Linked DNA regions of Mus musculus: region 1 is linked to region 2. A link is a contact called in ENCODE POLR2A ChIA-PET data. All regions are on one chromosome and are shown on one strand. The core of a region is the stretch at or near the end of the contact, and the rest is flanking DNA. Distances in the headings are between cores, read along the strand shown. Region 1 overlaps Gm39286 (a long non-coding RNA gene). Region 2 has its middle 17 kb from the start of Gm31546.

Evidence for each region. ChIA-PET counts read pairs that join two places held with the same protein, here RNA polymerase II (POLR2A).
Region 1: POLR2A ChIA-PET joins it to region 2 with 19 read pairs in Patski. The contact joins two enhancer-like sites. POLR2A ChIA-PET finds 5 or more read pairs at or near these places in 2 of 5 experiments (Patski and embryonic stem cell).

What each region holds. Positions count from the first base shown.
Region 1 is chr8:126,563,289-126,567,445 of GRCm38, forward strand. Gm39286 (a long non-coding RNA gene) reads right to left here. Exons shown (of 3, transcript XR_879365.3): 3 at 4,046-4,157. Among named protein-coding and RNA genes, the nearest start is that of Gm39286, 6.6 kb to the right of the region's middle. Within about 2 kb of position 2,068, at least 1 of the 3 ENCODE cell types and tissues checked has a DNase peak (open chromatin) inside an H3K27ac peak, as active enhancers do.
Region 2 is chr8:126,611,217-126,615,725 of GRCm38, forward strand. No RefSeq gene overlaps it. Among named protein-coding and RNA genes, the nearest start is that of Gm31546, 17 kb to the left of the region's middle. Within about 2 kb of position 3,080, at least 1 of the 3 ENCODE cell types and tissues checked has a DNase peak (open chromatin) inside an H3K27ac peak, as active enhancers do.

The sequences.
Region 1 (4,157 bases), core at 818-3,317, 49 kb before region 2:
ATCACCTGGAATAATACATGTCTTATGGATCGAACCTGATCTGACATTTCTATATGTACAGAAAATACACACCTCCTATGCTACATTGTAGCAGGACTGTATTTTAAAAGCTTCAGAACAACTTGCATGCCTAATAGTTAACTGCAGTGCATGTTGGTACAGCCACTGTGTGGAGCACCATGTGTATGGAGCAGCATGTGTGTGGAGCACCAAGTGTGCAGAGCATCATGTGTGTGCATGTTTGTGGAGCACCAAGTGTGTGGAGCACCAAGTGTGCAGAGCATCATGTGTGTGCATGTGTGTGGAGCACCAAGTGTGTGTGTGTGTGGGAGCACCAAGAAGATGGTGACTACAAGGTAAACACTTATGACATAGCAAGATTAAACTTTAAATTACCAGATAAAATTACATATATCACTTGCCCAAACTATTAGAATTTTGTCAAGAAAGACACATTATCTTAGGACTTGTACCATGCTTTCCCTCATGGCAAGCTATACCTGCACTCTGTGAGCCCAGTTAAGCCTTCTCTCCCTTAAATTGCTTGTGTCAGGTGTTTGTTGCAACAACAAAATAACAAGGAACATAGAAAATGCTAAGTAATAATGTATTACTTCCCTTTGGGTTTTCCCCCATTTTAAAAATTATTAGAGATTTATATATTTCATAATGAAAATTTTTACTTATTTAGAATTCTTTTTTTTCTCTCTCTGAAGGCAGGAAAGATAAATTTCAGCATAGTTTAATTTGTAAGAGAATATCCCACCCAATCTTTTGAGGGGCACTGCTTCTGGCCCCTTCTTTTCAGCTCTGTGCAGTTGCAGATGAAAGCAAGCAGCCTGTGGGTGCAGCCACAGATAGAGCATCAGACATTGTCTTATCAAGCAGGGGGACGAAGTGATGAGAAGATTCCCCTGTCTTTTGAGGCTTTCTTACCAAGGGCACACCCAGGATTCTGTAGGAAAAGCATCCATCATAGGTTCCCAAGCCCCTGGCCAGCAGAATAAGATGAAAGCCGCTCCCTCAGTGCCTAGTGTCTGTAGACAGAGCCTATGAAGAGTTCTGCTTTGCCTAAAGGACTGAAGGGTGTTAGGGGAGTGGACCAGCCTGGCTTCACAATCTCTTCAACTGTGTCCTTTGGCGTGTGTATGTGCACGCGTATCTTGTTATCAGGGACTCACAATTTGTTTGTTTGTATTGAGGATTTCTGTATGGGTTCTGGGGAATCCAGCTCAAACATGCTTGGGAGGCAACATTTTACTGAATGAACGATTCCTCACCACCCAACCTACACACCACCTCCTGCCTCGGGTTTGGTTAAGCAGTCAATGTGGATAACAGGAAATGTCCCCACAGGCACGCGTGTTTGAATACTTGGTCCCCAGCTGGTAGCACTCTCTTGAGGGGTTATAGAACCCTTGGGGCAGGTGGCATGGTTGTTGGAAGTCTCTGGAGGCCAGTCTCGGAGCAGGACAGCCTAGCCCCACTTCCAGGTGGAGTTTTCTGTGTTCAGCAAGATGCGAACAAGCTGAGCAGGATCTTCCTGCAACGCAGACGTTAGCAGCCATGTCATCCCCACTGAGATGTTTGGTGTTCCAACCAAAACAAATGTCCCTCCTTTGGGATGCTTCCCTCAGGAATGTTGTCAGTAGGGACTGGAAGTGTAAATGATGCCCTAGGGGGAGGGGTGCTGAGCACAAAGGGATCAAGGTCAAATCAGGCACAGTCTAGGTCCTCAAGGACATAGGGTTCCACCGTTTCCCACAGAAACATTGGCCCTCTACAGTAGCAGCAGGGTCCACTCCATGCTTATCAGAAATGCTTGGGCCTTGGGTTCACTCTGGATTTTAACAGGTTTCCCAGTGGGCACACAGAGGGGTGAAGTGGACTGTCTACAGGGTAGGCACTGTCTACACGGGACACACCTAATTTCTGCAGAGTGTAATTATGATCAGGTTTTGGGTTGGTATTATTATTTAGCTTTCATGGACAGTCTCAGCTTATTACAAATCCAACCAGGAGCATATGTGACTGCCACAGGATTCATGGGCACAGTCATGAAGACAGTGAGTGCCTGAGGAAGTGGAAAGTCCCTGCAGCTGCCCAGCTCCAGCCTGGGAGGCTTAATGGAGGGAGCCAGCAGGGCAGCATAGGAGCAGAAGAGGAAGTGGACATCTGTTTCTTCAGAGGACACTCGAAAGGACAGTAGCTTCACCGGAGCCCGAGAAAGCAGGTTTGGGAGGAGAACCTTCCTTGTGGCCTCATCTATGACGTACACCACCCTCTTGGGCTCTGAACATCAAGTGGCTCTCCATAAACCACCTCCTGGCCCTGTATGATGTCTGCACATGGTCACTGAGTGGAGGACGTTCTCAGGGCACCAAATGTGCCAGCAGCTCAGAGGCAATGACTTCCATTTGTCCCGTGTACTCTACAGAAGGAAGGGTTCTTGGGACTGATGTGGGATTTTATTATTTATTCCTCAGTGTGTGTTATGTAAATGTGTGTGTGCATTGTGTTTGTTATGTAAATGTGTGTTTGTGTCTGGTATGGTCTGTCCAAGCAGGATGACCAGGCATGGAGATTGGGGAGACAGAGTGAGTGAGTTGTATTCCCAGACAAGAGCCTCAGTTGTGACCTGGACACAGCTCTGCTGGGCTCGAGGAGAGAGACGCATCATCAGTGACATCTTAAACCAGGGTTCCCTTTCATCTTAAACCAGGGTTCCCTTTCACCCAGTGCAGGTGGAGCATAAAAATACCCACTGTGGGCATATTTCCTACAGAGGGGAGGGAGCTCTCGGTCATGGGGAAAGCTGTCTAAATAAAGACACTCCAGGGGAGGGACAGCTAGGCTTCACCAAGTTTCTTCACCCAGAGTCATCTGAGTGGACACTGTGCCAAGCTGCCTCTGGGGAAACTAGAGGGAAGTGTCACCACCCTAAAGCCCACATGGGGGGTGAGGGGCAGGGGTGGGGGAGGTGAACCCAGTGAGAGTGTAGCTCCTCAGCTTCTCCTCAGAGGAGCCCAACAGGCCGAGCCAGCGGGGCAATTGTGCCCATAGTGACATGACCCTCTCTCTGCAGAGCTTCTACCCGCTCCTGCTTCCTGCAGCAGCCACTGGGGCACCTTGCCCATCCCACAACCAGCGTTATTTTCAAGCTACCCAAAAATAACAACATTTGATACGAGGCCTCTGAGGCTTTGGCTGTGGTCATGTTTCTAAATTCTTGACTCAAGGGCAGTAAATGAGAGCACTCCTCTCTCTCTCCTCTCTCCCTCTTTCTCTCTCTCCCTGCCTTCCTGTCTCCCTCCCTCCCCCTAGCCGGACTACTTTTCTCATCTTGAGATGTTGGGAGAACCCCAGCCAAGGGATCAGGGCTCAATGGGCCACAGGATATTAATAGTGGTGTTGAGATCATAACACAAGGCTCTTTGTACCACCATGCTCTGAGCCCCAGGGGGAAAAAAAAGCTTCCAAACAGCTCAGAGAGCGTGCCAGCGTGGGGCTGTGTGTGGGGTGAGTCCCGCCTTGCTGAGCTCGGCCACATTCTCCGTTCCTTCGTTTGTCCATTCCACATTCCACATTCCACGGTGAGGATCTATTTCCAGCGTTGCAGAGTACACAAGCCACCCTATTCATGAAATGCATGCTGGGAAGCATTCTTCCCTGCGGATGTTTGTGTGCTCCTGGGAGCTTGCAGACATGGAGCAAATGCGAGCAGCTTGCAAGCCAGGACCCGGGGGCTCTGGGCCTTTGTCTTCCTCGCTGCTTGCTCCTCATTTCCACGTGCAGTAAATTCCCTCTTCTTGTTCCTAAAATGAGAGTGAGTATGCCGTTCACTGAAGGTTGGCTCTGAGTGGTAGGCGACACTGGTTTGGAAATGAAGAGACCTGGGATGACAAGATGATTCTGTGGGTGAAAATGTTTGCCGCCAAGTCTGACATCTGAAGTCAGCCCTCTGGACCCACCTGGTAGGAGGTGGAAGAGGCTGTTGTAAGTTCTGTGACTTCCTCACACAGACACACAGAGACAGTAAAGAGCTGGAGAGATGGCTCTGGAGTTACAAATGCTTGCTCCCATCCAGAGGATGCAGGTTTGGTACTCAGCACCTGCCTCAGGCTCACAACCACCTGTAATGTTAGCTCCAGAGGGTT
Region 2 (4,509 bases), core at 1,830-4,329:
TGCAGCCGAGCAGTTGTGAGGGATTTTTTTCTTCTTTAAATTATTATTTTTTAAGGCATGGGATAACTTTTACCATCAGATAGAGGTACATGGTGCCTAATAGAGGGAAGTGATTGCAGTAGAGGCTAATGACTTCTCATTCACCTAAAATCCCTATAATTTGCTGCAGAGGGCTGAATGACGCCTATGTTTCTTGATTAAAAAAAAAAGTCCCCAAATGCATGGCTTTCATTTAATCAAATCTCGGAGCAGCAAACACCAGCAAGACCACCCAGGCCCCGGCAGCAGCTCTTCCTGCAGTCTGGCCTCCTGTCATTCTTTGAAGGCAGGGTTTCATCTCTTAATTAGAGGGTTCCTTTGTTTCTTTAATGTTGAATGGTACTCAGCTCAGGGTGTCATGGGGAAATCACCTTGTGGATCCTGCTTGCTGCCAACACCCAAGGGCCTTAAGTGAAGGGGACCACAAGGAATCTGGGGGTCTCCACCTGCCCTGCCAAGGGGGTAGGGAAGAGGAGAGGTGCCTAGACAGGTACAGATGTGTTTGTGTGCATGTGTGAATGAGTGTGCATGTGTTCAAGTGAATGTGTATGTGTGTGTGTATGTGTGTATACGCACATGTGTATGTGTGTGTAGGTGTGAATGTGCATGTACATATATGTGTATATGTGCATGTGTGTACCCATGTGCATGTGTGTACGAGTATGCATATGTGTACAAGTGTGAATGTGTATGTGCACATTCTTGTGTGTGTGTGTGTGTGTTGGGTTGGGAGGGGTGTCACCAGCTGTTCCTACTGAGGTTCACATAAACCGTTTCCAACTTTCAGCAACAAAGGTTCTGCAAGAAAGAATTGTGACTTCTGCATCAACTTAGTGTCCCTTCCCCAGGCGGCTGTTAGGGCTTGAGGCTGGCGCCAGTGGGAAGCACCAGGAGCCACTCGGTCCCTTAGGTACCTTGTGGAATTTCTCAATCTAATTTTGTTTAGTTTGGGGGAACTTTTTTCTTTTAGATATTTGGTCCTAGGGAAAAAAAAATTTCCTGTGGTTTCTCTCCTATTCACCCTTAGTAATCGCTGCTTTTGAGAAAGACTTTCTCCATTTTCCCATAAAACCAAAACATGGCAGACATCCCTTGTATCTGGATTCCACTCCCACCGCCTGCTGTCCCCCCAAGCCCTTTCTTCACCCAGGGCTTGTCCTCTTGTCCTTGATGAAGATCCTTCCTGCAGAATCCGGCTGGATGAATAGAAACTCAGGGTTGCATGTGGCCTGAGTCCTACCCACAAGGTTCCAGGAATACCCTCTGCCTCAAGGACCTCAGGCTTCATAGCAGGGTGTGTGGGAGAGTCCAGTTCCCTCTGATGTAACCCTGGTTGTCCTGTGTCCCTTTTCCCTGTGGGCACTTGTAACTCATCACCCTTCACCGGCTGCTCCTTAACTGTCACCTGGGTCAACTGTCCTGTACAGTGCCACGTGTTCTTCTTCAACCAGGGCTTCATCGCTCCATCTTCCCATGACTTCTGTTGTGACAGTTTTATAAAGAGACCCTTGTAGCCTATTCTTTGGCTGTCAGACTACTGGGGACTCCAAGAAACTGGAATTTCTCTGGGAATCTCAAGCTGTCAGATGGAGAAGGCCTTGTGCCAGCCAGAATCCCCCAGGAAGGGTCACACAGGTCTGACCATGTGTCACACCACCTCACAGGAGACTGGAGCCCAGGTGGTGGTGGTGGTGGTGGTAGTGGTGGCAGTGGCAGCGGCAGCAGCTCAGTGATGGGCGGGGCCACACCTTGGCCAGATCTGCTTCTCTGCGCATTCACTTGCTTTCTACTTAACCCTAAACCTCATGCCAGGATCTCAGAGATGGACTTGAGGGTTGCTAGACCCCTTTGTTCTTCCCACTGTGGCCACAAAAAATAAATCTCTTTTCTCTGCTTTTATTGCTACTTCTTTAACTGGGGAGGGGTAGCCCTGGCTAACTTTTTTTTATAGCTACCAGGACTCAGGCTTTGACCCCAGCAACCCCATAACATTCTCCCTGACGTTTGTCTCACACAGCCACCCACCTGCTGTTTGCTAACCATCCTTTCTTTCTTCAGCTGGGAGGAGTCAGGAGCAAGCAGCCTGTGAGTCACGTTCCCTTAAGGGTTCCCACTGATATGCTGTGATCATGGACAGGTCCCCTGACAACCAGAACTTCTGCCACAGCGGCTCTCGGTACCCCACAGGTGAAGTCCTAGGTATTTACTGACTACATTTCACTCTCAAGAGGGACAGGGGCATTTCCACAATTCCCCTGTGGGTGGGGGTAGGGACTTAGATAGGCCGAGTCCCCAGCAAGCCCAGAATGTGTGATTCTTGCCAGCATCTGAGACCCCAGACAGAGGTGAGAATAGGAGTGGGTAGCCCCCAGCTTCCTAGCTCACAAAGCACAAATCATCACTAGATACAGGCTCCGTGAGGAGTAAGAAATCGGTACCATCGTGCAGCTGTAACCTGCATGCTGAAAGAGTCGGACATGACTGTCAGCAACATGACAGCCTGGGAAATGGGTACAAGGTGGGGCAAAGCCTTCCCGGTGGTTAACAAGGTTCTCCTGTTATCCCAAGCCCTGATCTCAAGCATCCTGCCATGTCCTGCCTTCAAAGGTGAAGGTGAACCTGAGTCTCAAGAACATGCCTGTTTCTACTACCTAAAGAAACATCCGGCCAGCTTATTAAAATTAGGCTAGAGGAAAGCCCAGCAAGGCCCCAGTCCGACTCCAAGAAAGCCGAGTGTCTTCTGAAAATAGGGTTGGGGTGACTGCAAGTAAGACCTTTCTCTGGGAGGACTAGCCAGCCACACTTAGATAACAGAGTACAAAGTACAACTAGGATCAAGGATGAGTCCCAAGCAAGCATAGAAAACCAGTGTATACTGTGCAACCAGGATCAGGGATCAGTATCCAGGCAAACAGCCAGCCAGTGTGCAGTGTGCATGCAGAATCAGCCAAGGTAGGTGACTAATGTTTAGAGTGTGACCAGGATTGAGGATCAATATCCGGACAAACCTAGAGGCCCATGTGCAGCGTGCAACCAGGACCAAGGGTCAGTGTCCAGGCAAACAGACAAGCTATGTCCAATGTGTAATCCAAACTGTGAGTCAGCGGAATCAGAGACAGAGCCAGAGCCACCCATGCTTGGCTGAGAAACCAGATACCAGCTCTGGGCAGGAACTCACCCTGGGGAAGCTGTTGCCTCATTCTCTAGGCCCTTACCTCTTGCCTTCCTACAAAAACCAGGCCAAACAGGATTTGGGGTGTGGCCAGGCTGATCAGCCTACGTCACCATCCCGGTCACAGTCTGTCTGGGCAGAACCCAAGGGGTCTGTGGGTTCTCGCAGCCTTCTGCATCCTACTGTAATATGGGTAGATTTCCTGGAGGCCACCGAGCATACTCCTTCAGTAGAGGCTTTACCTCAGACCAGCAGGTGTTCAAGAGGAAGTGGGGGCGGTTCCATGTCTCTCTGGGACTTGCACCCCAGTTGACAGGGTCACAGGGACAATCTGAGGCATACCCCTGGGATCTGTGGCCTTTGGCCCCCAGGCAGCCCACCCATAGCTCAGAAGGTATGAAGTGGGAGGTGAAGGAGAAGCACCGGAAACCTGGTGGGAAACAGACATGGGAACACGTGAGCACTTGTCCATCTCACTGGCTGGGTTCCATGTGTCACCTCTGACTGCCCTGCTCTGTGCGTTGTCAGCATTGAACACTTGATGTGACCACACCCCCTGGTCTCCAGGCTGCAGCCCTTTGGAAGGATGTGCCTGTGTTGGCTACATTTCTTCTTGCCTTGACAAAATCTTGGACAAAAGCAATTTGGAGCGAGAGAACGTCCATCCTTCACAGTGGGGACTGTACAGGAGAGTTCAGGGTGGCTGGAGGCTGTGCTAGAGCTCCTGACCTGACCATCAGACTAGGAAGTGGAAAGGACACCATAGCTCCTCATGGAAGCAGAAACTGGTTAAGACCCTGTTCTCCAGTGACTTACTTTCTCTAGCTAAGCCCCGGCTCTTAAAGGGTCCATGTTTCCCCCAAGCATCATTCCTACTGCATAAACCTGAGAGGGACATTTTGCATTTAAAGTCACAGTCAAGTAGATCAACCTTGGCCAGAAACAATTTCTCTTTCCCCAGCAACTAAATACAGTACTGCAGATCTTGGGGAACCTGGAGAGGAGGGTGACAAGAGTCAGGGGTGAGGAGAGACAAGAGCTGGCCTGTCATCCCTATATGAGGGGTGTCCCTGGTGGCTGGAGATCCTGGAGTGCCTTTGTTTTCCTAGGGACAGCAACTGCCTCAACCCGTGGTGTGAATGCAACAGTTGGCCCATTTATCACTTTGATTTTTAACTCCCACCTTCTCAGTCCCATCCCCCACCCTGTCCCATATCAGCAGTTCAGTGGATGCTCTGCTCCCAGGGGTGTGACTTTTTAAAAAGGTAAAAACTGTTGGCTGGTGGATGAGGGGGAGC